7 separate regions of the Homo sapiens genome follow, and all the other regions are linked to region 1. Evidence: chromatin contacts called from ENCODE Hi-C or POLR2A ChIA-PET data. All regions are on one chromosome and are shown on one strand. Each heading gives the region's core, a stretch centred on a gene start or an enhancer-like site at or near the end of the contact. The rest is flanking DNA. Distances are from core to core; before and after follow the strand shown. Region 1 holds the start of SLC3A2 (solute carrier family 3 member 2). Region 2 holds the start of SF1 (splicing factor 1). Region 3 overlaps NRXN2 (neurexin 2). Region 4 holds the start of TMEM138 (transmembrane protein 138). Region 5 holds the start of CCDC88B (coiled-coil domain containing 88B). Region 6 holds the start of DNAJC4 (DnaJ heat shock protein family (Hsp40) member C4). Region 7 holds the start of STIP1 (stress induced phosphoprotein 1).

The links. Hi-C counts contacts between places; a loop is a spot of excess contacts on that map. ChIA-PET counts read pairs that join two places held with the same protein, here RNA polymerase II (POLR2A). Pooled maps may share reads with other maps.
Region 2: a pooled map shows a loop between it and region 1 (15-fold over the local background). The contact joins the promoter of SF1 here to the promoter of SLC3A2 in region 1. A Hi-C loop is called at or near these places in 6 of 50 pooled maps. POLR2A ChIA-PET finds 5 or more read pairs at or near these places in 2 of 52 experiments (CD4-positive, alpha-beta T cell and WTC11).
Region 3: a map of transverse colon shows a loop between it and region 1 (21-fold over the local background). The contact joins the enhancer-like site here to the promoter of SLC3A2 in region 1. A Hi-C loop is called at or near these places in 1 of 168 maps with a recorded cell type or tissue (transverse colon) and 1 of 50 pooled maps. POLR2A ChIA-PET finds 5 or more read pairs at or near these places in 2 of 52 experiments (WTC11 and activated naive CD8-positive, alpha-beta T cell).
Region 4: a loop to region 1 is called in a pooled map, with 6 times the contacts of the local background. The contact joins the promoter of TMEM138 here to the promoter of SLC3A2 in region 1. A Hi-C loop is called at or near these places in 6 of 50 pooled maps. POLR2A ChIA-PET finds 5 or more read pairs at or near these places in 3 of 52 experiments (Panc1, activated B cell and activated T-cell).
Region 5: a pooled map shows a loop between it and region 1 (5-fold over the local background). The contact joins the promoter of CCDC88B here to the promoter of SLC3A2 in region 1. A Hi-C loop is called at or near these places in 5 of 50 pooled maps. POLR2A ChIA-PET finds 5 or more read pairs at or near these places in 2 of 52 experiments (A673 and T-cell).
Region 6: a loop to region 1 is called in a pooled map, with 4 times the contacts of the local background. The contact joins the promoter of DNAJC4 here to the promoter of SLC3A2 in region 1. A Hi-C loop is called at or near these places in 7 of 50 pooled maps. POLR2A ChIA-PET finds 5 or more read pairs at or near these places in 2 of 52 experiments (A673 and activated naive CD8-positive, alpha-beta T cell).
Region 7: a loop to region 1 is called in a pooled map, with 9 times the contacts of the local background. The contact joins the promoter of STIP1 here to the promoter of SLC3A2 in region 1. A Hi-C loop is called at or near these places in 1 of 168 maps with a recorded cell type or tissue (posterior vena cava), 2 of 37 single-sample maps with no recorded cell type and 11 of 50 pooled maps. POLR2A ChIA-PET finds 5 or more read pairs at or near these places in 4 of 52 experiments (activated CD4-positive, alpha-beta T cell, activated CD4-positive, alpha-beta memory T cell, activated T-cell and 1 more).

Annotation. Positions count from the first base shown.
Region 1 is chr11:62,879,171-62,882,832 of GRCh38, forward strand. SLC3A2 (solute carrier family 3 member 2) reads left to right here and starts at 1,726. Exons shown (of 9, transcript NM_001013251.3): 1 at 1,726-2,277; 2 at 2,723-2,896. The coding sequence starts at 1,854. RefSeq lists enhancers at 1,048-1,097, 1,467-2,358, 1,748-2,017, 2,002-3,201, 2,438-2,717.
Region 2 is chr11:64,777,029-64,780,690 of GRCh38, forward strand. SF1 (splicing factor 1) reads right to left here and starts at 1,514. Exons shown (of 13, transcript NM_004630.4): 1 at 1,334-1,514. The coding sequence starts at 1,364. RefSeq lists silencers at 659-968, 1,229-1,628 and enhancers at 1,291-1,892, 1,869-1,978.
Region 3 is chr11:64,687,051-64,690,712 of GRCh38, forward strand. NRXN2 (neurexin 2) reads right to left here. Exons shown (of 23, transcript NM_015080.4): 5 at 3,355-3,426. Among named protein-coding and RNA genes, the nearest start is that of NRXN2, 34 kb to the right of the region's middle. RefSeq lists enhancers at 790-1,710, 1,850-1,899. Within about 2 kb of position 1,806, at least 25 of the 41 ENCODE cell types and tissues checked have a DNase peak (open chromatin) inside an H3K27ac peak, as active enhancers do; they include transverse colon, where a contact is called at or near this core.
Region 4 is chr11:61,360,358-61,364,019 of GRCh38, forward strand. It overlaps TMEM138 (transmembrane protein 138), which reads left to right and starts at 2,017. Exons shown (of 5, transcript NM_016464.5): 1 at 2,017-2,063. CYB561A3 (cytochrome b561 family member A3) reads right to left here and starts at 1,525. Exons shown (of 7, transcript NM_153611.6): 1 at 1,376-1,525. RefSeq lists enhancers at 1,076-1,295, 1,414-2,135, 1,546-2,035.
Region 5 is chr11:64,338,454-64,342,115 of GRCh38, forward strand. CCDC88B (coiled-coil domain containing 88B) reads left to right here and starts at 1,751. Exons shown (of 27, transcript NM_032251.6): 1 at 1,751-1,873; 2 at 2,154-2,299; 3 at 2,454-2,565; 4 at 2,656-2,725; 5 at 2,817-2,875; 6 at 2,968-3,051; 7 at 3,146-3,289; 8 at 3,541-3,662. The coding sequence starts at 1,814. LOC102723878 (a long non-coding RNA gene) reads right to left here and starts at 2,339. Exons shown (of 4, transcript NR_188518.1): 1 at 2,088-2,339; 2 at 1,447-1,625. MIR7155 (microRNA 7155) reads right to left here and starts at 3,451; the gene lies at 3,396-3,451. RefSeq lists silencers at 2,290-2,369, 2,390-2,439.
Region 6 is chr11:64,228,136-64,231,797 of GRCh38, forward strand. It overlaps DNAJC4 (DnaJ heat shock protein family (Hsp40) member C4), which reads left to right and starts at 2,413. Exons shown (of 6, transcript NM_005528.4): 1 at 2,413-2,805. The coding sequence starts at 2,720. It overlaps NUDT22 (nudix hydrolase 22), which reads left to right. Exons shown (of 6, transcript NM_032344.4): 4 at 1,112-1,209; 5 at 1,343-1,436; 6 at 1,715-1,881. The coding sequence ends at 1,855. LOC124902687 (a long non-coding RNA gene) reads right to left here and starts at 3,235. Exons shown (of 2, transcript XR_007062713.1): 1 at 3,033-3,235; 2 at 1,011-1,902. RefSeq lists a silencer at 2,754-2,813.
Region 7 is chr11:64,184,356-64,188,017 of GRCh38, forward strand. It overlaps STIP1 (stress induced phosphoprotein 1), which reads left to right and starts at 1,816. Exons shown (of 14, transcript NM_006819.3): 1 at 1,816-1,915. The coding sequence starts at 1,907. LOC124902686 (a long non-coding RNA gene) reads right to left here and starts at 1,326. Exons shown (of 2, transcript XR_007062712.1): 1 at 1-1,326. RefSeq lists enhancers at 1-315, 939-1,008 and silencers at 1,129-1,268, 1,969-2,028.

The DNA of each region.
Region 1 (3,662 bases), core at 476-2,975:
GATTCTCATGCCACAGCATGAGAAGTGGGATTACAGGGATTAGTAGGTGGGATTACAGGTGTGAGCCACCACACCCAGCCAGGCCCAGATAATTTTAAAATTTATTTTTTTATTTATTTAGAAATGGAGTCTCACTATGTTGCCCCGTCTGGTCTTAAACTCCTGGCCTCAAGGAATCCTCCCTCCTTGGCCTCCTAAAGGGCTAGGTGACAGGCATGAGTCACACTGCGCCCAGCCTTGAGCTTTTGTGCTCGAGATATAGTCCATTCAGAACCTCTGGTTGGCACTTCTTATCTGGCACATGCAGGGCACCTTGGATCTCTTATTATCTTTGAGCACTGGTCTGAACCCACTTGCTTGCCTTCTCCCAGGGGCTGCCCCGTGCACCCCTTGTTCCTAGGGTGGGGATGGGGTTGGATGCCTGGGGTTGCAGAGGGGACTAGCAGAGGGTGACCCTTTTCTCTATGCTATTACTTCAGATCTTGGCTTTTGCTTTCTTCCAAATACACAGCAATCTTGGCTTCCAGCCTAGGTGGGAAAGGGAGAAAGAACCGATTTCCTCCAGCTCCTCTCTGAAAGTAGCCCAACTGGCACTGTTTAGGAACAAGGAGTTCCTGAGAGTGTTGGCACCCCACGGTGTTGATGTCCGGTAGTTCCCTGCTGTGAACCCTGTCTCTGCCCCACTTCAATCCAAGGACCCTGTGGAGGGAATTCTAGGCTTCTTCAAAGCCTCTGCAGTACCAGCTGCCTCCAAGGCCTAACATAGTGAAGTGATAGGGAGACAGGACCTTGGGGGAGTTTGGGGATAACTGTGGGAGTTCCTGCAAGGTGGGTAAGAGTCTGGCCATGGCATCTTCTGGTCTATTCCACAAAAAAGGTGGATGCCTCTGAGACCTAGCTCTGTTATGTTCATTACAGCCCTATCAGTCTCTTCTGGATGTCTGATTCCTAGCTGCCAAACATCCAGGTGCTAGCAGCTGGGGGTGGGGTAGGATAAGAAGGGGGGTGTCTACCTCAACCTTCCTGCCCAAACCATTCATTTTAAAGTACTGTGAAGAAGGCTGGATTAGTGTTAAATTCAATAAAGTTAACAAAGCAAAGTATTGTAGTGAGTACACAATAAATAGTTGCTGCATGAGGAATTTCTTGAAATGAATTCAAGATGAGTCTTGAAAAACGAGTGGGAGTAAGCCGTGCACGGAAGCAGAGGTCTAGCAGAGGTCTAGCGCCAAGTCCCAGAGGCCTGAGAGGGCAAGCCTTGGTGGGGGAAAAGGCAGAAGTTGTGACTGGCTGCCTCTGAGAGTGCAAGTAGCCATGCAAAGTTGGGAAAACCAGACGGCGGCCGGAGCCGTGAACCAGGGGCAAATGGAGGATGGTGTTGGGGTAGTCACTAGCCTGCCGGAATGGAAGAAGAGGGGCGTTTGGGGGCGGTAAGGCCTAAAGGACACTGGAGGGGCCTCGGGATTTGGGGCAGGATCACAGGCCTAGTCCACTTAAAGGTGGCTCCGTGCCAGGCCTTCCCAGAATCAGGTTGAAAAGAACTTTAGGGTTAGACAGGTTGGAGATGAGAAATTGGACCATGCAGGAAGTACTGTCGGAGGCGTGTTCCTGACTTTACTACCCTGAGCCGCCCACGGCTGGGGCAGTCCCCGAGGTTCCACCTTAAGGGGCGGGCCGGGGCGGGGCTCCGCTGCCCCTTCCCAGAGGCCGCGCCTGCTGCTGAGCAGATGCAGTAGCCGAAACTGCGCGGAGGCACAGAGGCCGGGGAGAGCGTTCTGGGTCCGAGGGTCCAGGTAGGGGTTGAGCCACCATCTGACCGCAAGCTGCGTCGTGTCGCCGGTTCTGCAGGCACCATGAGCCAGGACACCGAGGTGGATATGAAGGAGGTGGAGCTGAATGAGTTAGAGCCCGAGAAGCAGCCGATGAACGCGGCGTCTGGGGCGGCCATGTCCCTGGCGGGAGCCGAGAAGAATGGTCTGGTGAAGATCAAGGTGGCGGAAGACGAGGCGGAGGCGGCAGCCGCGGCTAAGTTCACGGGCCTGTCCAAGGAGGAGCTGCTGAAGGTGGCAGGCAGCCCCGGCTGGGTACGCACCCGCTGGGCACTGCTGCTGCTCTTCTGGCTCGGCTGGCTCGGCATGCTTGCTGGTGCCGTGGTCATAATCGTGCGAGCGCCGCGTTGTCGCGAGCTACCGGCGCAGAAGTGGTGGCACACGGGCGCCCTCTACCGCATCGGCGACCTTCAGGCCTTCCAGGGCCACGGCGCGGGCAACCTGGCGGGTGAGTGCAGCGCGCCCCCGTCCCGGGTACCTCCGGTTGAATCTGGTGGCTTGCACCGACCCCCTCCCCTGTCCCCAGACGGATCTAGATGGTTCTTCCCTCCATCCCGTACCGACGACTGTTCCCCCTTCCCCCACCCCCTCCCCGGCACATTGTCCTTCCCTCCTTTCTTTGAAGAAAGCCGACCCGCCCCTCACTCCGTCACGAGGGTGGGTGACTCAGCGTCCTCCTTCCCCGCGGCGCCAGAAGCCAGTTGCAACCGGTTTCTGAAGTAATGTGCAGGACTCCTTACATCAGCTCCTCTGAGTCTCGTGATTCAGCCTTGCCTCCCTCTCTCCCCCTTTGCCCCCTCCCCGTCCCACCCTTAGGCGCTGGGAGAAGGGAGGGTGGGGAGGTCAGGGGCCTCTCAGAGGGGCCTCACTTGTTAACCCAGCCCCCATTTCAGGTCTGAAGGGGCGTCTCGATTACCTGAGCTCTCTGAAGGTGAAGGGCCTTGTGCTGGGTCCAATTCACAAGAACCAGAAGGATGATGTCGCTCAGACTGACTTGCTGCAGATCGACCCCAATTTTGGCTCCAAGGAAGATTTTGACAGTCTCTTGCAATCGGCTAAAAAAAAGAGTGGGTATCCTGGGGTTCCCAAGGAAACAGCTAGAAAGGACTTGGCCAGAGGAAAAGTAGGCTAGAACTTTTGTCTGGTTTCCTGCTAACTGGCTCTGAGTTTTCCTAGGGCAGGTAGAGGGGAGATTTGTTAGTCTTCAGCCTAAAATGGATTTGTCCAGTCGTCTGGGGGCTTTCTACTTGGCTGTGGAATCTTGAGCAGGTCATTTAACTTCTGGGCTTCAGTGCCCTTATTTGCAAAATATAGATATTTACTAAACCAGTGGTTTTAAACTTGTAAAACAGTAGGTTTTTTTGGGGGGGGGGAATCCCAAATATTGTTTTACGACTCGATATAGACACATGTTTAAAAAGGTTCACTTTGGGAGTGGGGAACACAGGGGCCACTTCTCTGCACTATAAACTTTCTGCCTTCCAATATCTTTTTTTTTTTTTGAGATGGAGTCTCACTCTTGTCACCCAGGCTGCAGTGCAGTGGAACGATCTCAGCTTACTGCAGCCTCCTCCCCCAGGGTTCAAGCGATTCTCGTGCCTCAGCCTCCTGAGTAGCTGGTACTACAGCCGTGTGCCACCACACCCAGATAATTTTTTTATTTTTAGTAGAGACAATTTTCAACATGTTGACCGGTCTGGTTTTGAACTCGCCTGGCCTGCCTTCCCATATCTTAAGGCCCTTCCTTGCTCACATCTGTTTCAATGGAATGAATTTTGCCCGGGTTCAAATTCAAGCTTTTGTACCAAGTAATACATAGGAAACACTCAGTGA
Region 2 (3,662 bases), core at 264-2,763, 1.9 Mb after region 1:
CTCCACCCACCTCCACTCCCCTCACCAGTCACTTTTGTACGAGAGGCCGGACCACAACTAAACCTAGTTACACCCTACCAAGTGGGAAAAGCCCAATTCTTCAACAAGATCACCTTTGTCTTCATAAGTTTAGCCAAGATCAGCATTCAGTTTTCCTGGCCAGTTGGACACTGAGGGTCTGAACTCTTAAAAGGATCTATCAAAAATTCAACAACCTATACAATAGCAGCCAAGTTCTCCTTTCCCCGTACATAGGCAGAAACTCCCTACATTTGCCACAAAAGAGTCCTTCTATTTCCCAAGGGGTACAGGATCAGAGGGAAAAGCTTTTTAAAACAAAGCGACAGGGCAGCCGATCAGACTGAGATCTAAACATACTGAACAGATTTAAAAAAAAAAACAAACTAAAATTCTCTCCCCAAAAGAGACCAAGAAAGATCAGACCCAACCATCATCTGAAGCATGCCAACCTCTCCCGGATGAAAACCCTGCCTTGCTGTAGAAGCAGAGGAGCTATCCTTGGTACGGTTCCCATTCTGGTTCCTCAAGACCAGAAGGGAGTCGCTGCACGTCATCAGGTGAGGCTTTCACGCCCTGCTGGCATTCACAGCTAGCACCCCGTCCAGCGCTGAACACCCGCCACCCCTGTTCCCGACACCAGCGGACTGGACAGCAATAGTGGGCCCCCAGTCTATACAGTTGCGCCGCACAGCCCGGCCACCTCACTGCGTCTGCGCACAGAGCGCCTCCCGCCCGCCCAGCCCTCCCCCCACAGCGCGCGTGCGCACTCGAGGCCCTAGAACCAGGCCGCGCGCGCCCAGGGGCGCCTCCGCCCGGGCCTCCCCGTGCGCGCACGCGCGCCCCTGCCGCGTGCAGCCGCCGTCGCCGCCGCCGCGCGCCCCTCAGGCGGCCGGGCCCGTCCGCGCGACGCCTCTCGCGCTCTCTCGGCCCGACTCACCTCCTCCGCCGCCGGCCGGGCCCGGCTGCTGGTCCTTACGCGGCGGCTGGGGTGGCGGCGGCTGCGGCGGCGACACGCGCTGGTAGAGCGGCGGCGGAGGGGGCGGCTGCGGCGGCGGGTACGAGGCGCCGGGGGACGGTGGCGGTGGAGGCGGCGGCGGCTGCTGGGGAGGCGGAGGGGGCGGCGGCGGAGGCGGCGGAGGCAGCGCCGCGAAGGGGAAGGCCGCGGTCAGGGCCCCCATCGAGCCCACGGGCGGGGGCGGCGGCGGCCCGGGAGCCAGCAGCCCCGCCCCAGGCCCGGGTGCAGGCGGAGGGCCCGGCTCGAAGCCTCCTTTGGGCCCGGGGAGCGGGGGCAGCCCGGGGGGGCCCAGCTTACCCAACGGCGTGGCGTTCGCTCCGGTCGCCATGGCGCCCCCGGGGACAGGCACCGGCACCTGCTTTTCCTCTGCGGCGGCTTCTCCTTCGCAAGCCTCCCGGGGGGAGGGGACCCGAATGCGCTGCCGGAGCGCGCGGAGCCCGTCCTCTCACGCGGCGGGCGGCGGCGGCGCGAGACGCACAAAGAGGGAGGAGAGAGGGCACCGCGGGGGCGGGCCGGGGGCGGCGGGGCCGGGGCCTGGATTGGGCCGGGCCGAGGCGAAGGGTCGAAATCGGCGGCCTCCGATTGGCGGAGCCTCAGTCCTTCTTGATGCGCGCTGGGATTGGCCGAACCGTTAGGCCAAGCGAGGAAATGGCGGCGGAGTTCGGTGGGCTGGGAGGTGTCGCAGCGCGCACTTCATTTGTTACTGCGTGAACTGAGCTCCGAGTCCAGAAAGGAGGGGATGGGGTGGGGCGAACTCTATGACGGAGCGACGGCGAGCTCTCTCATTGGCTGCGGTGGTGGACTCAATCAATCTCGCCTGCGTTGTAGTGTCGCGGGATTGGCTGTCGCTGGTTCCAGCCTTTTTCTACTCCCCTCCCCCAGGGGGCAGTTTCTCCGGGATTAAGCGAGAGTCGCGGCGGAAAAGGCCCAGCCGGAACGAGATTTACGGCGGGGGAGTCCTGGAGCAGGAAGTGCGCATGCGTAGATGGAGCAAAACCGCCTCTCCACCCGTCTCCCTTCACCATCGACCCTTGGGTCCAGCAAGGAAGCCCTAAGTGACGTCAACCTTTGTTCCCATGGTAACGCAGAACCTTGGGGCGGGAGCAGGGGAGGGGCTGGCGCGCGCCGGAAAACCGGCTCAGTTGACGCTGCAGGTAAAAAGACTTCCTGTTTTTTTGGAAAAAAAAAAAAAAAAAAAAAGTGACCCAAAAAGCTACGAATAGAGACGACTTATCGAAGGATTTAAAACAGTATTTGAACTGATGCAACAACATATTAGATGAAAGGTAACAGAAGGTTGTCAGTTCAAAAATTACAAATACACACTTCTATTGGAATCTCCACGGAGTTCAGAGGATTTAATTAAATGATCTTAAAATCGTATAAAACAATAACTACGGCCGGGCGCGGTGGCTCACGCCTGTAATCCCAGCACTTTGACAGGCCGAGGCGGGCGAATCACAAGGTCAGAAGGTCGAGACCAGCCTGACCAACATGGCGAAACCCCGTCTCTACGAAAAATACAAAAATTAGTTGGGTGTAGTGGTGCACTCCTGCAATCCCAGCTTCCCAGGAGGATGAGGCAAGAGAATCGCTTGAACCCGGGAGGCGGAGGTTGCAGTGAGCCGAGATGGGGCCACTGCACTTCAGCCTGGGTGACAGAGCGAGACTGTCAAAAATAAAAATAAAAATAACTACTACAGTACTGGGAAAACTTTACAAGACGGAGCAGGAGCTTGCCTTTCCAGATGACAAACATAGTATATAAAACACAATAGGCCAGTGCCAAGGCACTGGGAGGCCAAGGCGGGGGGATCACCTGAGGTCAGGAGTTCGAGACCAACCTGACCAACACGGTGAAACCCCCGTCTCTACTAAAAGTACAAAAATTAGCCGAGCGTGGTGGCAGACGCCTATAATCCCAGCTTCTCAGGAGGCTGAGGCAGGAGAATTGCTTGAACCCAGGAGGCGGAGGTGTAGTGAGCTGAGATCGCACCACTGTACTCCAGCCTGGGCAACAGCATGAGACTCCGTCTCAAAAACAAAAAACCACAATAATAAAACAATATGATATTGTTGGTAGGAAAGACACATTAGTGCAACAGAATCCGGAAATACCACAAATGTAGTATTTTATTTCAATCAGGAAAAGATGATTTCGTTGATAAATGGCGTAGAATCTTAAATTTAAACAACAAAACATTTAGAATATAATTTAGGAGACTATAAGGGTATTCTAGGGGTTGAGAGACTGCAAAGACAGGAACCTCAAACTGTAAAAAGATATACTTGATTACCCCGAAAATTAACACTGATAAAAGTCAAGAGACAATGATAGATGAGGAAAAAATATTTGCCATACATGATAAAGAGCCAATACCTGTAATATACAAATACATCTTAAAAACTAATTAGAAAAAAGGCAAAAACAATAGAAAATGAGCAAAAAATAGGAATGGACATGTCTCAGAAGAACAAATCCAAATAGCCAAGAAATATGAAAGGGTGCACAACCCCTCTGCTGTGGTTTTTTAAAATAAATAGAAAAGATGTTGGAACCCCCACAACACTTGAAACCTGGAGAGAGAGGTGACTGTGATCTCAGCCATGTATGGTTATAATTTTT
Region 3 (3,662 bases), core at 556-3,055, 1.8 Mb after region 1:
ACTTCTGGCCATTAAGCAGTGGCACACAGCTGGCCCTGCCTACCTCACTGGACAGGTGCAGGGCAAACAACACTGGCCGTGAGGGTCTTTATGAAGAGGCCGAGCTAACCAAATGCAGGAATTCTCAATAGATGCTCCCAATGCCCAAGCAAGAACAGGCACAATGCCAGGGTGCATCCAGGGCCACCAGGAAGCACTTGCCTTCCCCTGGTGGAGGCAGGGCTCAGCAGCAGTGCTATGTGTTGAGGCAGTGGGGTGGTGGCGGGGGGGGAGTTTCGGAGTGCAGATTCTGCAGATCCCCTCCCCTCCACACACAGCCTGCTTCTCTCTCTCTAGGCAGGCTGCCCACAGCCTCTGTCCTCACTGCCTCCGGATGCCAAGGCACCAGCTGCTGCCCCAGAGCCTGGCACAGCACTCACTGCAGCTGGCAAGGCCCGGTTTCCTGAGGCCACAGGGCAGCAAGGCTGGTGGGGGCCTGGGCAACATCGGGACAGTCTGAATCCCTTCCTCTGTCTACTTATGGTACCAGCGGGGAGGGCCAGAAAGCAAAAGTGAGGACCCCAGCAGAGACAAGAGGGTAAGGCGGGGAAGAGTGGCAAGGAGGAGGGAAGGAGGGAGGTGGGGCAGAGCCAGGAAAAGGAGAACCATCGCAGAGACAGACAAGAAATGAAGACGGCTCAGGGCTGTGAGGGAGCAAGAAGGGATGAGCGCGGCTATCTGGATAAAGAAAAGGAGCAAGCCCTGCGGGAACAGGTACAGGAGATGGGAAGAGAGCCAGCAACGAAAGTGGACAGGGACCTCTAGGGAACAGAAGCCAAGGCTTTCTGGGGCCTTGCTGTTTCCATAGCAACGAAGCCTGCTGCCCAGGCACTAGGAGAACCAGGGGGCTCAAGGACCAGAAAAAGGAATGTTTGACCTTGGTTTTGCCACATGTACTAGTCCCACCCAGAAGCCATTCCTCCCACTCCCTCACCTTCACTGCAGTCAAAGAAAGTATCATTAAAGAGAGTCAAACAGAAAGAAAGAAAAGAATAAGGCAACCATGTGAGTAAGTGATTGGGACAGAACAAGAGGCCAGCAAAAAGGAAAGAGGCGGGTCTGGGGCTGGACAGTGGCTGCCAAGGCCAAGTGGAGAAACGAGGCCATTTCTCGACTCCTCAGCCCTGCCTCCAGTCTCCTGGGGTGGGTGGCAAAGCTAGCTACTCTGGAGCCTGCGCCTCCACGGGCTCCAGTCCCTTTACCACCGGAGACCTGGGTCAGCCCAGAGACGCCAAGAGGCCTGAGGAGCAGCCAAAGAGAACCTGAAAGCCTTCGAGAAGAGGGACAGAAAAAGAGATGAGCAAGTGTGGAAAGAAAACCCGAAGATGGTGAGGAGAGAGAGAGAGAACCTGAGTAGGGGAGGTCGGAGCATGACTTCAAGGGACTGGTGGAGGGATTCTACTGGGGTGAGCCTGTAGGGGCGGCGGAGGGGCTCAGCAGAGCACAAACAAGATCTGGGCTGAACAAGCCCTGAAGCACCAGGGGGCGCTCTCCCCTATCTCGCCGGTCTGGCGCGACTGGGAACTACAACTCCCAGCAGCGCTTGCACAATTACCGCCCCTAATTGCTCCGGACCGAGAAAGGAAGATAATAGCTGATGCTCGTTTATCTCCCACAGTTGGGGAGTCTGTAGCCCTACAAGTGTCCCCAGTGAATGTGGCTAGAGACTAGTTGTTGTGGTCCTGCATTTCTGAGAACCATGCATGAGGGACAAAGCAGCTGCCTTCTTTCCAGGCCCAGCTCCCAGACCTCCTCTGGGAAGGTCTCCAGCGCCCCCCTCCGCCCTCCCTACTCTCGAGCTCTACAGCTGTCTGTTCTGCTCACTTGGCACTTACTGCCTAATAACATCTTGTACTGCTCCCTGGAGAGGAAATGTGATGTGAGAAAGAAGACCTGGGCGCTAGTGCTGGCTCCACCACCAGCTTTGTGACCTTCGCTGGTCACAAAGCTGGGCTCTAAGTCCCAGCTTCCCCGTCTGGAAAATGGAGCTGATCATCAGGAACTGCACAGGCTGCTGTGGGCACCTCAGAAAGAGAAAGGGTGGGGTCCAGCTTCCTCAACCATAAAGCATCCCACAAATAAACGACTCATGCCAGTTGGTAACTTTCTGCTAGTGTCCTGCCTCTCTCTGTGTCTCCCTCTCTTTCTCAATGATTTTTTTTTTTTTAATGGAGTCTCACCATGTTGCCAGGCTGGTTTTGAACTCCTGGCCTCAAGTGATCCTCCCACCTCGGCCTCTCATAGTGCTGGGATTACAGGCATGAGCCACCGTGCCTGGCCTCAATGAATAAATTAACTCCTCTGAAAAGAGTCTGCACTTTTCATGTACTTTGCATGGACCACACTTTATTGTAGGTGTTAGAACATCAATCAGCCCCTTAGTAACAGAGCCCATTGGCTCATATAAAATAAATTTGCTGAGCACACAGCTACTTATGTGCCAAGAGCTGTGTGAAGCACCGGGGGCATAGGAACAAAAATATCCAATCCCTGGCCTCAAGGAGCTTGGTCTAGTTGGGGAAGCAAACAGGTAAAGTGACAGTTATGATACAGTGTGATGAGCCTTCTAGTGGAAGTGTGGACAAAGTGTGGAAGTGACCAGGTTCACCTGGGGTGTTCAAGGAGACTTCCAGTGTGCATGGCCTGGCTGCTTTTTCAAGAGTCAGACGAAAGAGACACACCAAGTCATTGGGGAGAGGACAAGGATGGCGGAAATCCAGGCAAACAGAAGAGCAGACTAAAGAATGGAAATGGGACTCCATAGCCCCAGTGCTTGGCACCCACTGGAGTTCCTTGAGGACTTGTTATAGTGGCTTGTAAACTTCTTAGGAAAGAGATTGTCTTAAGAAAGGCAGCCTCAGTACAGAAAAAGGAGCTAGAGCCCCCAAGCAGGCTTAAAGGCCCTGTGCTGGCCACAGCTCCCAATCAGAATTTCCCTGGACTGGGCACCTAGCAGGCTTCCAGAATTTGATGGTTAAATTGGGGTTGCCGTGCTGCCTGGTTGCCTTAACAAAGAAACAGATACTTCCTAGGGATCAGCCTGAACAACTGCCACATAAAAAGATACCTGTGTTCTAGAAAGAAGTCATCAGAACAACTGGGCTTTGCGAAAGAAATGGAGGTTTGTGGCCCTTCACATCAGGGCAGCTAATGGGGCCTTTGGAATGGCACTCGGGGAGCAGACCCATCACTTCCCACAGGCCTCAGAGAGGACAAGGGGATGTGCCTGCGTTGACTTGGCTTCCCCCCAGGAAGCACAGTTAGCCTGCAGCAGGATGAGGGCTGGGCTCTCTGGGGACCATGGGGGTCACTGACCTTTTGTTGGCTGGTGCACATCGCCGGCTCCTCCTCTCCCGGCCCCCCCCTCGGAGAACAGTAAGGACCCTACTGGAGAAGCAGAATTGGGGAGTCAGGCACAGGGGGTACCGAGCCAGTCCCTCCCCAGCCTTGAGGGGATGAAGGGCCCTCTCCAGGGTGGAGGTGCTGCTTGCACGGACAGGGGAGGAGAGGCTTTTCTGGGGACTCCCTTGCCTTCAAGACCTCTAAGGAAGGAGCCGCTTGACAAACCGAGGGCGATCAGCCCCACAGACCCCATCAGATTCATGATCACCGACTTCCACTCT
Region 4 (3,662 bases), core at 767-3,266, 1.5 Mb before region 1:
CCCATTCTAAGGGAGCAGTCAGCAAGCTCTTCTGTAAAGGTCCAGGTAGTAAATATTCTAGGCTTTGTAGAGCACATGGTCTGTCACAACTATGTCATCAACTCTGCCCATGCAAGAGCAGCCACATAAACATCTTAACAAATGAGCACCACGGCTGTGTTCCAGTAATATTTATTTATGGACACTGAAGTCTGAGTTTCACATAATTTTCACGTCACAAGATATTATTAACTTCTTGCGAAAAAGGATTCTCCCGGCTGAGCTAAAACAGGTCACATCCAGGGGTAAGAAATGCTAGTTCCCATCCAGCCCTTAGTCTTAGAAAAAGGCTCTACGCAGGCTGGGCGCGGTAGCTCACGCCTGTAATCCCAGCACTTTGGGAAGCCGAGGCGGGCGGATCACATGAGGTCAGGAGTTCGAGACCAGCCTGACCAACATGGAGAAACCCCGTCTCTACTAAAAATACAAAAATTAGCCGGGCGCGGTAGCGGGCGCCTGTAATCCCAGCTACTTGGGAGGCTGAGGCAGGGGAATCGCTTGAACCCGGGAGGCGGAGGTTGCAGTGAGCCGAGATCGTGCCACTGCATTCCAGCCTGGGCGACAGAGTGAGACTCTGTCTCAGAAAAAAAAAAAAGAAAGAAAAAGAAAAAGGCTCTACTCCAAACTCTTGCAGTGTTACTTTTATAATTTAGAACTACAAATAAATGAAGGGGTAGAAAATCAGTTTGTTGCTCTCCCTCCCCGATGGACTGGGGGACTTCAAGAATCTTGAGGACCAGATTTAGGATACAAGCCCTAAACCCTCATCTTACAAATCAAAAACACTGTGACACTGGGGCCCAAAACAAGAAAATGACTTAGCCAAGGTAAGTGGCCGAGCTGGTACAGGAATTCGGGTCCACTCCCTCTCAGCTCTGAGGATTCCTTATTCTCAAAGGTAGCTTCTGTTAAAGTCGGAACATGAGGAGTGAAGGGCTCAATATTCCTGCCAAGGAGGTAGGTGAACAAGTTACCCCTTAGCACCGGAATAATTATAGACCCCGACTTCAGGCTGTGCCTAGGTCCGGCTCAGGTGTCCAAAGAACCGTTCCAGGCACCCGAGGGGTGATCCCTGACTCCTCTGCTGGGTGCTCGTGCCAGCTAACAATGGGTGAAAATTGGGGTGAGGAGCTCCAGGTGCTTTCTGCGTCCTCTGAAGAGCTTTCGTGCCTTTATAACCACCGCGTTGGAAGGAAGAGCGCGGAGAAAGGTGCCCACTTTCTAAAAGAGAAAATTGAGGCCGAGCAAGGGGATCGCGACAGTGCGAAGCGAGATAGCAGCGGAACCAGCATTCGAACCCAGGTCCCTGAACTCCCAGCCCCGGGATCCTTCTCACCCCTAACCACAGTGGGACGAAGTGAGGCCGGGATCTCCGGAACCCGCCTCTCGCTACCAGGCGCCGGAGCTGCCGCTCCCGAGGTTCCTAGGAGATGCAGAAGACACTGCCCTGAATGCCTACAGCCGGCTGGCAATGCCGCCCCAGAGCAGAGCGGCGGGTGCCGCCTCGCCTTCTTATAGGCTCGCAGCACTTCCAGTCGCGCGCGAGGCCTCCTGGGAAGTGAAGTCCGGAGACCAGGGGTGGCCGGCTCCCAGCGCGCCAAGCTGCTAACCCCCTAACTCCCGTTCCTCCTCGGCGTTTCTTCTCCAAGTCCGAAGTCAGGGTCCAGGACTGCTGCGATGCATCAGCCCCGCCTCTCATCCCCCATCCAGAGGAGGCGGAAATGTTCAGGTGAACGCGAAGCCTCCCACTACGAGCCGGCCCTCAGCAAGGCCGTGCGCAGTGTGGGCGGGAGCCCTAAGTCAGCTAGCGGCGACGCTGGGAGGGCCCGGAGCAGGCCGGGCCCCGAACAGCGAAAGCTCCAACATGGCGGCCAGACTGGCCATAGAGCGGGAAGAGAAAGCCGGGGACTAGCAGGCCGCACGGCGCAGACGGGGCCCGCCTCCTCCATTTACTTCCGGAATTTAAAGCCGGCTTCCGGAAGCCGGGACGATGTCCGCATGACAACCGACGTTGGAGTTTGGAGGTGAGAGTGATTGACGAGGAGTGGGTTAAGTGACCAGAAGTCAGAATTTTTGGTGCTGTTGTTTTGGGCTTGGGTTTTATGCTTTGTTGTTGTTTGCCAAGGAAGCCTCGTTTTTAAGTGGATTGGGAAGCGTGAGGAATACTGCCCTAGGTACAAAGGGAAGGCGGCAGGTAGCGGTGGACGAATTAAAGAGCTTCATGAGCTTGTGAGTCTCCACTGCCCTAAACTGGAGGGGATCGTCGTACGTAGAGACAGGCATGGGCGTTTCTGCATAACGGATCCTCAAAACAGCCCTGGATGGTGGCCTATGAGTAGTGGTTAAGAGCACGGGTTTGGCGTCACAGTTATGAAGCCGGGTTCTGCTGACTTGAGACCTGGAGGAATGCCTTGAGCTCTGACTTCTGTGTCCTTTCCTGTAGAATAGGAATAATTCCCACCTTGCAGACTTGTAGGGAGGATTAAAGGAAACGATCTTGGTTGACAAGTTTATCGTGGTGTGAGTACCTAGGTAGTAGCTATCAGTGTTATTTAATGCGGCCGGGCGCAGTGGCTCACGCCTGTAATCCCAGCACTTTGGGAGGCCGAGGCGGGAGGATCACGAGGTCAGGAGATCGAGACCATCCTGGCTAACATGGTGAAACCCCGTCTCTACTAAAAATACAAAAAATTAGCCAGGCGTGGTGGCACGCACCTGTAGTCCCAGCTACTTGGGAGGCTGAGGCAGGAGAATCGCTTGAACCCGAGAGGCGGAGGTTGCAGTGAGCCAAGATCATGCCACTGCACTCCAGCCTGGCGACAGAGCGAGACACTCTCTCTCTCTCTAAAATTTAATGAATGAGGAAACCGCGAACATATGTCCAATAAGGTGGGACTTCACCAGCTGAGGTGGAGGAGGTGCCTTAACCTTCCGGAGCCTCTGTGTAAAATGGGGATAATATACATTGTAATGGCTACTTCTCAAGATGGTTGTAGGATTACGTAAGGTTAGAAATATGAAAAGAGCTTATAAATTGCAAAACATTTTACCGATGCTAATTTAATCGCTAACACTCCAGAGCATTTTGAAATTTCTTTATAGATTTGGCACAGCAGCGGGTCATAGGACACCCCCAGAGCAACTTGTGGGTCTTGGAATAGATGAAAAGAAACAACTGCCACTGTGTTGCAACCATAACCCTAAAGATAAAGCTTTCCAGGAGACCCCTGTTTCCTCTCTGCTTTTTCTGCCTAGGGCACTTCACACTTCTTTGCTGGCATTTTTCCTGCCTAGTTAAATACTAGTCTATCAATTATGTAAGAGACAGCTTAGTCCAGTAGTTAAGAGCACAGACTGTGGACCCGTGCAGCCTGCATCTGAATACTAGCTCTGCCACTTACTAACGACGTGACCTTGGACAAATTATTTTACCTCTCTTGGCCTCAAATTTCTCATCTGTAAAATGGGGAAGGTAATAATGTATTATGTCATCTACCTTGTGAGGTTTAAATAATGTTAGTGCTTGTAGAACACTCCCTGGCACATTGTAAGCAATGTATAAGGATTTGCTGCCATTTTTGTTACCACCGCTACTACATGACCAGGCAGTCATTCTTCTCAGT
Region 5 (3,662 bases), core at 501-3,000, 1.5 Mb after region 1:
TACGGAGAGCAGTACTGCTCCAAACATTCCATAAAACAGCCAGGCGCTCTTAAGCCAGCTTTACAATTGTGCAGATGAAGTGGAGCCGAGTTTTCACTCTGCTCTAGGAGTGTCACTGACAGGCCGGGCGTGGTGGCTCACACCTGTAATCCCAGCACTTTCAGAGGCCGAGGTGGGTGGATTGCCTGAGGTCAGGAGTTCGAGACCAGCCTGGCCAACATGGTGAAACCCTGTCTCTACTAAAAACACAAAAAAGCATCTGGGCGTGGTGGCAGGTGCCTATAATCCCAGCTACTCAGGTGGCTGAGGCAGGAGAATTGCTTGAACCCGGGAGACGGAGGTTGCAGTGACCCGAAATTGCACCATTACACTCCAGCCTAGGCGACAGACACAGCGAGACTCCGTCTCACCAAAAAAAAAAAAAAAAAAAAAAAGGGAGTGTCACTGACAAGCCTGGTTCCCTTCCCCTGGGGTTTCCCACCATTTGAGTCCCAGGGCTAAAAAGGGTTCTGCTTGCCTCTAGGATTTCTTCCAAGCTGCTGACACTCTTCTGAAGGATTTGATGCTGGTGCTTTTCAGGTGTGGGTCCTGACAGTGATGTTGGGACGGCAGCTAGCCAGACAGCAACTGTACCATGTAAACTCACTTCAGAGGTGTAGAATGGGGGCTGCGTGAGGCAGCTCATGCCGTCATCTCAGCCCTTCAGGAGGCCAAGGCGGGAGGATCACTTGAGCCCAGGAGTTCGAGACCAGCCCGGGCAACACAGCAAGACTCTGTCTGTACAAAAAACAAGCAAAATAATTAGCCAGGTGTGGTGGCACACACCCGTAGTCCCAGTTACTCAGAAGGCTGAAGTAGGAGAATTGCTTAAGCCCAGGAGGTTGAAGTTGCAGCGAGTTGTGATCTTGCAACTGCACTCCAGACTAGGTCACAGATTCAGACTCTGTCTCTTAAAAACAAAACAAAACAAAAAGTGAAACGTGAACATTAAGCATCTTGGAATAGATAAAACATGCATAATTTCCAATCTTTTTGCTGACCATGCTTCCAGCTGCCTCAGAGCAGTTGCACATTCTGTTCCTGCTGCCTGGAATACCCTCCCTTCCTTTCCACTTTGCCCTGTTAACCCAGCCATCCCTGATCTCATGCGTACTCCAGGATGCCTTCCCTGATCATCCTGCCGAGGTCAAATCCCCTCCCCTTCATAGCACCTAGTATGGCTACAACAGTCTCGAGTGTATAGAGGATGGGGTGGGGTGAGGTCACAGGAATGATGCTCCCTTCTATCTGGGGTTCAAGGGAGGCTTCTTGGAGGAGCATCTGAACCAGGCTTCCCAGGGGATGTGGTTTGGGTAACTTTGAGAAATACTGAAGGGAAAAGAAAGAACGCTGTAGTGAGTGAAGCCTGGCATTTGGGAAGATGGGTGTGTGGGTGACCAAACTCACCACGCAAGGCCCAGAGCCCTTTTGAGGCCCTCGAAGGTCCCAGGCTGGGGTCATCCTCTCCAGTTTCAGTTTGAGAAAACAAGGCCCAGAGAGGTGAAGGGCTGTTCGGTCATTGCCCATGGAGCCAGGGGAGCTGTGGGCCTTCCGCCGCCAACCTCTGGGCTAGCCCTGCAGAGATGCTAGGAGGATGCAGGGAGGTGAGGTGGGGGCTGAGGTAGGACTCAGACTGCCCAGGCCCGCCTGCACCCGGAAGGAGGAAGCTGCACAGGGTGTCTGTGGCTGGCCCCGGGATCCCCCACTCGGGGACTTCCTCTTCCTCTCAGGGCAGGTGCAGCTGCCACAGTGAGACGGGCACCCCGACCCGGGCATGGAGGGGGGCAAGGGGCCCAGGCTCAGAGACTTCCTGAGTGGGAGTCTGGCTACCTGGGTGAGGGGGCAGGTGGCAGCGGGTTGGGGAGGGGAAGTGAGCCCCAGCCAGGGGCTGGTGTTGGCGCTGGCCGGGGGAGGGTGAGGCAGAACCAGGCCGGAGGGGAGGGCTGGGTTCAAATGTGGGGGATGGAGATATGGTGTGGGGGGCTGTGGTGAGGGAAGAGGGGACAGAGGCACTCAGAGGACGGGTGAGAAGGGGTGCTTGGGCTCACTGGGGCAGGTCGGAGGGGCTCAGGGTTCACTCTGCTGGTCGGCTGACCCCTCTGGGCTCCTCACAGGCGCTGGGACTGGCCGGGCTGGTCGGGGAGGCGGAGGACTCGGAGGGGGAAGAAGAGGAAGAGGAGGAAGAGCCGCCCCTTTGGTTGGAGAAGAGATTCCTGCGCCTCAGCGATGGGGCCCTGCTCCTCCGGGTGCTGGGCATCATGTAAGGGGCATCGGGCCGGGGCGGTGGCGGGGAAGGATCTGAGAGGAGGGGAAGCGGGTGGGCGGAGCCTGATGCTCAGTGGGCGGGGCCTGAGGGACGGTGGGCGAGGCCTGTTGACGGGAGGCGGGTCCTCGAGCCCACCTCCGGCTCATAGTGCCCCCAGCTCCCGAGGGGGACCTCGGATGCTCAGAGGCCTTGACGGACCTGCTGCCTGGCGAGTGTGGAACCTGAACCACCTGTGGGGCCGACTGAGGGACTTCTACCAGGTAAGGGGTCTCGAGGGAAAGGCGGAGACAGGAGGGGAAGAGGAGCCCCTTCGGGAAGGCGCCTCATATAGTCTGCCTCTCTGCCTCCAGGAGGAGCTGCAGCTGCTGATCCTGTCGCCACCCCCAGACCTCCAGACATTGGGATTTGACCCTCTCTCAGGTGCTCTCCCCACCCACACCCTCCTGCCTCTGCCCCCGCACTACTCTACCTTCCCCGCCCCAGTTAACCCCTTGTGGCATGTGCCTTGCAGAAGAAGCGGTGGAGCAGCTGGAAGGCGTTCTTCGGCTACTGTTGGGAGCGTCAGTACAGGTGAGCCGGCGGTGGGAAGGAAAGGTTAGGGTCGAGCTTTGGCGGTAGAGGAGGGAGATCCTGCACCAGCTCCCCTTCCTGTCTCCCCTCAGTGTGAGCACCGGGAACTCTTCATCCGCCACATCCAGGGCCTCAGTCTCGAGGTCCAGAGCGAGCTGGCCGCTGCCATCCAGGAGGTACTGAGACGGTTCGGCAGCCCAGACTGGTATGGCACCTGGGACGCCCTTGCCACACCGCGGCTTCCACTGAACTGCTCTTCCTGCGCCCCAGGTGACCCAGCCGGGGGCCGGCGTGGTGCTGGCACTGTCTGGGCCAGATCCTGGGGAGCTGGCACCTGCCGAGCTGGAGATGCTGTCCCGGAGCCTGATGGGGACACTGTCGAAGCTGGCACGGGAGCGTGACCTGGGGGCCCAGGTAGGGGCAGCAGGGGCATCGTGGACTCAGGTTGGGGAACTGGAGGACCATCAGGGAGCCGGTTGTGCAAGGGAGATGGAAGTTTGGGGCCCAGGCATGGGGTTGTGGTCTGAGGTCTTGGGCCATCAGTGATGTCACAACCAGATGGCCCAAGACCCCAGACCACAACCCCATGTCTGGTGTTGTGGTTGGGGGTCGATGTGCAGAGGCATTGGATAAGTTAGTCCTGACCCTTGACCCCTGACCTACAGCGGCTGGCTGAACTGCTGCTGGAGCGAGAACCCCTCTGCTTGAGGCCTGAGGCTCCCTCTAGGGCTCCCGCCGAGGGCCCCTCGCACCATCTGGCCCTGCAGCTGGCCAACGCCAAGGCTCA
Region 6 (3,662 bases), core at 1,163-3,662, 1.3 Mb after region 1:
GCTGGGATTACAGGTGTGAGCCACTGCACCAGGCCGGATTCTTCTTCTTTTTTTTTTTTTTCTTTTTGAGACAGAGTCTTGCTCTGTTGCCCAGGCTAGTGCAGTGGTGGCATATCGGCTCACTGCAACCTTCGCCTCCTGGGTTCAAGTGATTCTCATGCCTTGCCCCGCCAAGGATTCTTCTTTTCAATGGAAACAATGATAAATATCTTGCCTACTCCCCAAGTCTGTTGAAAAAGGAGTAAGTGGCCGGGCGCCGTGGCTCATGCCTGTAATCCCAGCACTTTGGGAGGCTGAGGTGGGCAGATCACAAGGTCAGGAGATCAAGACCATCCTGGCTAACACGGTGAAACCCTGACTTTACTAAAAATACCAAAAGTTAGCCGGGCGTGGTGGCGGGCACCTGTAGTCCCAGCTACTCAGGAGGCTGAGGCAGGAGAATGGCGTGAACCCGGGAGGCGGAGGTTGCAGTGAGCCGAAATCGCGCCACTGCACTTCAGCCTGGGCGACAAAGCGAGACTCCGTCTCAAAAAAAAGAAAAAGGAGTAAGTGTGGCAGGGTGTGGTGGCTCACACCTGTAATCCCAGCACTTTGGGAGGCCAAGGCCAGCGGATCACCTGAGGTCAGGAGTTCGAGACCAGCCTGGCCAACATGGAGAAACCCCATCTCTACTAAAAATACAAAAAATTAGCCAGGCGTTGTGGCGTGCACCTGTAATCCCAGCTACTCAGGAGGCTGAGGCAGGAGAATCACTTTAACCTGGGAGGCAGAGGTTGCAGTGAGCTGAGATCGTGCCACTGTACTCCAGCCTGGGCGACAGAGCGAGACTCCATCTCAAAAAAAGAAAAAAAGAAAAAGGAGTAAGTGGGAGTCCCAGTCACTAAATTGACTTCTCTTGGGTGACCTTGGGCAACGTGTTCAATCTCTCTGGTTTTGGTGTACCTGTAAAACAAACATGCCCATCATCTGACATTCTGTAATGCTGGGTCCTTGATCTACAAGCTATAAAATGCTGTACACAGGTAACAGGCGGTTTTTCATTGAGACGGGCAGGGATGTGGGCAGTGGCATTGATAGGTGGGACCTCCCCCCACCCCACCCTCCACCGCAGGTGAACCTGCCGCTGCTCACCCTGAGCCAGCCCCTGCTGTTGGGCATCGCCCGAAATGAGACCAGTGCTGGCCGAGCCAGTGCCGAGTTCTATGTCCAGTGAGTAGGCTCGGGTACATGATCCTGGGTCTTGGGAAGGTGGGTGGTGAGGAGTGGGCTGAGGCAGCTGTGGCTCCACAGGTACCCCGCAGGGGCTGGTCACCCACTAAGCCACCCTTGTGTTCTTGTCCAGGTGCAGCCTGACTTCTGAGCAGGTGAGGAAGCACTACCTGAGTGGGGGACCCGAGGCCCACGAGTCTACAGGAATCTTCTTTGTGGAGACACAGGTGCAGAGTGACAAACCATCTTGCTTGGAGGCCAGGGCTGGGGCCTGCAGAGGCCTGGCAATGCATATCTTGTAGGGGAGGTGTTGGCTGGGTCACAATTCCCTCCAGAGTCACAAGATTTGCCCTCAGTGCAAGGGAAAGGTCCAGGGACATGTTCAGCCCCTTAACATGCCTCCCTAAGGACAGTGCAGAGGTCTCTGAGGCTCAGGAATTCTGGGCACAGCCCTGGCAGGAGAAGTGGCAAGCTTGAATGCCTGGGTCTCGTTGTCTCCCCACAGAACGTGCAGAGATTGCTCGAGACGGAGATGTGGGCTGAACTCTGCCCCTCGGCCAAAGGCGCCATCATCCTCTACAACCGGGTTCAGGGAAGTCCCACTGGAGCGGCCCTAGGGTCCCCAGCCCTACTCCCGCCGCTCTGAAAATAATAAACGACTTTATTCTTGGATTCCGTTGGCATCTGCTATTTCTGTAACAGAGAGGAGCAATGGGCCCTGAGTGTGTAAGGCAGGACAAGTGACTTGGGAAAAAAAAAAAAAAAAACCCGCCCAGCCTGTGTCCCCCTCTGCAAGCAGGGGATAAGAACTGTGCCTCCCTTTCTTTGCTGGCTCCAGAGAGGCTCCGGGGCGGAAGCAGCTCCGTAAGATATACCTCGCTGCAGAGGGGAGCAACAGCGGAACGGAGACACGGTGGCCGGGCCGAAAACGTCACAAAGCCGCAGAGAGCGGGCTCTGTCCCGCCCGCTCCCCAGGTGGGCGCCCGCGCCTGTCCAGCGAGTCCGCAGGCTGGGGGACCGGAGGCACCAAAGGCCAATAGACATGTAGGGGCGGGGTCTCCACCGATTTTTTTTTTTTTCCTGACAGGTGGACGTGGTCTTGGCATCCACGCCAATGAGAATGTGAGGGCGGGGCCTGAATAGACGCAGGAAATGGCGACGGCCGCGGGTCTGTGAGCAGCGGGGGCGGGGCCTGGTTGTGGCCCCTCCTTCTCCCGTCCCCAAGTTCCCTGGGTGGGAACGGGGTCTTGGGGTCCCTGGCTGGGTGGCCAGACCCCGAAGCCAGCGCTGGGAAGGGCTGCGGATGCCCGGGTCAGAGGAAGGGGCAGGTCCAAGGACACGCGGGTCTGGTCCTGGGCAAGAACCGCCCCCTCTCCGGGCCTGCTTCAGTCTTCCTTTGCAGAACAACGGGCCAGGCCCCTTCCCTCTGCCCCCGGGTGCTTGAAGTCTAGCCCCATCCTGGTCCAATGCGCTCTTGGTAGCCTCCTTTCCCAGCTGCCCGCCCGCCGCCATGCCGCCCTTACTGCCCCTGCGCCTGTGCCGGCTGTGGCCCCGCAACCCTCCCTCCCGGCTCCTCGGAGCGGCCGCCGGGCAGCGGTGAGTTGGGCGCGGGGGGCCGGCCCGGTTGTTCAATGGGTTTCTGTTTGCCCTACGTGCTGAGTTAGTTGTGGTCTCTACTCCGTGTCAGGAGGCTCCCAGGTTTGTCTCAGGTAACCCTCGCCTTCCCTGCTGAGGATCAGAGATAGAGAAGACCCCCAAGGTCATACACCGATTTAAGCGGCAGAGGAGGAAGTTTGAGTCCAGGTCAAACCCAACGCTCTTACCACAGCTCTAGTGGTTTCCAAGCATCGCTGTATCACTGTGCATAACCCTCTGTGGGGGGTGGGAGATGGGGAGGTGTCGGGTACAAAATCCAGATTCCTGGGCTCTGCTCTGGAGATTCTGAACTGGAGGAATCAATTGGGTGGGGGTCAGGAATCAGTTTCTTTCTCTTTTTCCTTTTTTTTTTTTTTTTTTGAGATGGAGTTTCGCTCGTTGCCCAGGCTGGAGTGCAATGGAGCAATCTCGGCTCACCACAACCTCCGCCTCCCGGGTTCAAGCGATTCTCCTGCCTCAGCCTCCCGAGTAGCTGGGATTACGGGCATGCACCACCACGCCCGGCTAATTTTGTATTTTTAGGAGAGACAGGGTTTCTCCATGTTAGTCAGGCTGGTCTTGAACTCCCGACCTCAGGTGATCCGCCCTCCTCGGCCTCCCAAAATGCTGGATTACAGGCGTGAGCCACCGCGCCTGTCCAGGAATCAGTTTTTTCCAACAAGTTTTTGGACTCCACTTTGAGAAATCCTGACCTGCACTATGCCTGAAACACTCCAAAGGGGGTGCTGATCTGGAGACAGATCTGTCCTGGGACCTGTTTCAGCCCTGTCAGCTCCTGGTGGCTGAGTTGAAGGGTG
Region 7 (3,662 bases), core at 566-3,065, 1.3 Mb after region 1:
GCACACATGTAATCCCAGCTAACTGGTAGGCTGAGGCAGGATAATTGCTTGAACCCAGGAGGCAGAGGTTGCAGGGAGCCGAGATTGCCCCACTGCACTCTAGCCTGGGAGACAGAGCGAGAGTTTAAGACCAGCCTGGACAACATGGCGAAATCCATCTATACAAAAAAAAAAACAAAAAAAAAAAACCCAGAAAAATTAGCTAGGCGTAATGGTGCTTGCCTGTAACCCCAGGTACTTGGGAGGCTGAGGTGGGAGGATGGCTTGAGCTCAGGAGGTTGAGGCTGCAATGAGCTGTGATGGCGCCACTGCACTCCAGCCTGGGAGACAGTGAGATTCGACTCCGTCTCAAAAAAAAAAAAAAAAAAAAAAAAAAAAAAGCAGGCGGTTAGATTGCACAGGCCCTGAACCCCATCCTAAAGCCTCCAGCACTTTCAAGTGAGGGATTACCAGGTTTGCGGATCTGCTGCAACTTGGCTGCAGTGTCCAAAATGGGTGGGGCAGGTGGAATTAAAGATGAGGCTGTGGAGACAAGCTACTGGCAGAGAGGACACACTTTAAACCCTGGGAAGATATCATTACCCAGAGAGGGGGAAGGATGAGGACACTGCAGAGCCCAACATCATCGCCAGACCCGAGTCATGCGGCTCCTTTGTTCCAGGAACCAAGGCTGACCCTAGAAGCAATAGCAGCATTTTCACTCCGCAGGTGCATCTCTTCCACGCTTTGGGGTGCCTGCCCTGCCTCCGACTTCTGGGGCTGGGATTTAAGGCCCTACCAGGGCACAGCTCGCCAGCTCACAGGCGGTCAACTACTGATTCAGTTCTTCGTCTCCTTCACTCCTTTACATCGGACTCACGAGGGCTGAGGGGCAGCTCCCTTTCGTTAAGTGCTTCCCGCGTGCTCAACACCGCACGAATTCCCCTCGGCCCTACAGGACCAAACGACCGGCGCGCTGAGAAAGGGTGTGCGGTTCCACTGAGGACGCCCAAGCGGGACAGCCGGGCCCGCCGCGGTGAGATCCCCGGCCTGTCCAGCCCAAGCCCAAGCGCCCTCGCGGTCACGTGGCATTTCCGGAACATTCAGAACCTAACAGCCAGGAGGCAGGAGGGCCGGGCCGAGGCCGGAGCGCTGGACAACGCGGGTAGCTGGCGCTCGAGGGACAGGCAGCTCCCACCGGCTAGGACCCCCATCCCGATGCGCGGGCGAAGGGCTGGGGCCCTGTGCCGCTGGCGATCCCGGGGACCGCCTGGAACTCGCGGCACTCGGGAGCGAGAGGGAAAGCAACCCAGAGGCCCCGCAGCCGCCGGCGACACAGCTACAGACCCCGACTGCAGCCGGTACTCCCATATATCAGGGGCGGGGCGAAACCCGGCCTTTTGAAGGGCAGCGATTTAAACCAATCAGCGCAAAGAGTTGGCAACCCTCCGCCCAATTGGAATCGCTCTCATTCTGAAGGCGGTTCCGACATGGAGTCCGGCAGCCCAATGGGAGAGGTGGAAATTTCCAGAACGATCAGAACCAATGGGCGCGGCCAGCGCGGCTACGATTGGCAGTGCAAAAGACCAATCCGTGTCGCAGAAGTTCGCTCCTCCCTCCATTCGTGGAGCCTGAGATGGGTGGGTTTATAGAGGAGCGCCCAATCCTGAGGTGCGGGGGAGGCAGGGTTGAGGGAATTACTCCCCGCTGTCCAATGAGAAGGAAGTGGAGATGATGGGCTGGACCTCAAGCCAATAGTAGAGCAGCACAGACATTCCCCCTAGAAGAACTCGACCAGTGAGCAGGCGAGGAAGGGGCGGGAGCCGGGGTCCCGGTAGCTTCTAGTAGGTTCCAGAAGGCGGCGCGTGCGGTTGGGAACGCGGAGCGGACGGATTCGATTCAACGGGGTTCCGGACCGCGCTGCGCTATGGAGCAGGTGAAGGGGGAGGGGCGGGCTGAGGCCCCGAGCCTGCTCGGGGACCGGCGGTGGCCAGGCCGCGGTAGGGGGGCGGGGCGGGCGCCGGATCCAGGAGACCGGAGCTCGGCGCTGGGGCCGGACGGGGCGGCGGCGGGGAGGTGAGGGCCGCGGGCGGCGGGCGGGAGCGGGATCTTTAGCGAGGCCGGCCGCGGGGAGCGCCCATCGCCCCCTGGTTGGGCGAGGAGGGCCCGGCGGAGGCCACAGCTTGGGTGAGTCCGGCCGGCGGCGGGAAGAGGGGTCGCGACCGGGCCCTGAAGGCGTCCCGAGGGGGCGGCTGCGGGCCATGTTGGGGAGGGTGCGGGCCGCAGGGGGCGGGGTGGAGGTGGGCCGGGGGCCGGGGTCCGCACCCGCGAGGTAGCCCTCCGGGAGATCTCAGACGGCCGACGGAGAAACCGCTCGGGACTTAGCCACGAGGAACTTGGACGGATCCAGGGAGCGGGGACGGGGATACACTGGGAGTAGCCGAGGATCTTAGCAGCCTGGGATGCAGTTGGGGCAAATGTTACTCTTCTACATCTGAGAAGGTCAGGGTGGGAGAGCGTTGAGCGGGGGTCTGAGGAGCGACAGACCGACTCTACCTGATGCGGGAAAGGGAAGGGTGCCGCAAAAGTCCTTGGGACGAATTCCATCTCTGACAGTGTTTTACAAATGTATTGCGGCCCCTCCCCCTCTTTTTGTATGCTTGTGTGTGTGATTGTCGAGTGACCGAGGACCAACACTTCCGAAAGGTGGGTCTGAAAGATGGGTTTCTGACGACCCGGGGGTGGTTGTAGACAATTTACAGAGATCAACCGCTGGAAGTTATGGGCCTCTACTGAGCATTTGAGGGGCCGAGTTTGAAGCGGTTGCTGCTTCCTTTCAGTGACTTGGTTATGTCCTCAGTAGCTTGCGGTTATGAAAGGCCTAGAGGTTTTGTTCGATTTGAAGCTGTCATTGAGCTGTAATGATTCATCGGAAGAAAAAGGACAAAACAACCTCCAAGAAACCTCTACCAACCTCCGAGAAATCATCCTCCCGCTCGGGAGTACTACTGTCTTCGCTCCGGGCCCATAACACTTGGGGGTGACAATTCTGAAACTATACCTGGTATCTGGTTCTTACTTCAGGGCCATAAAACTAAGATCGCCCACACTCTCCCCTTAAATAAGACATCTCGATGGACTAGTGACTACCATCCTTTTTTTGGTGTGAGCTACAGAGCTGAGCCTTTGGTCTCTTGTAGCAGTTGCTGCTTTAGGCAAAGCTCGAGCTTCCTTGCTGTATTAAAAAGAGTGGAAATGAAGTTAGTAAACTTTTTTGTGCCCATATAATATTTCAGTTGTATCTAGGGTTAAATGGGCTGTAGTATAGGTGAGGAAAAGATTTCTGGAATAAGACGTTGCTCTTTTACCTTTAAGAAAGGATCTGGGGCCGGGCACCGTGGCTCAGCCTGTAATCCCAGCACTTTGGGAGGCCGAGGCAGGCGGATCACGAGGTCAGGAGATCGAGACCATCCTGGCTAGCACAGTGAAACCCCGTCTCTACTAAAAATACAGAAGAAAAATTAGCCGGGCGTGGTGGCGGGAGCCTGTAGTCCCAGCTACTCGGGAGGCTGAGGCAGGAGAATGACGTGAACCCTGGGGGCAGCTTGCAGTGAGCCGAGATTGCGCCACTGCACTCCAGCCTGGGCCATAGAGCGAGACTCCGTCTCCCTCCAGCCTGGGCC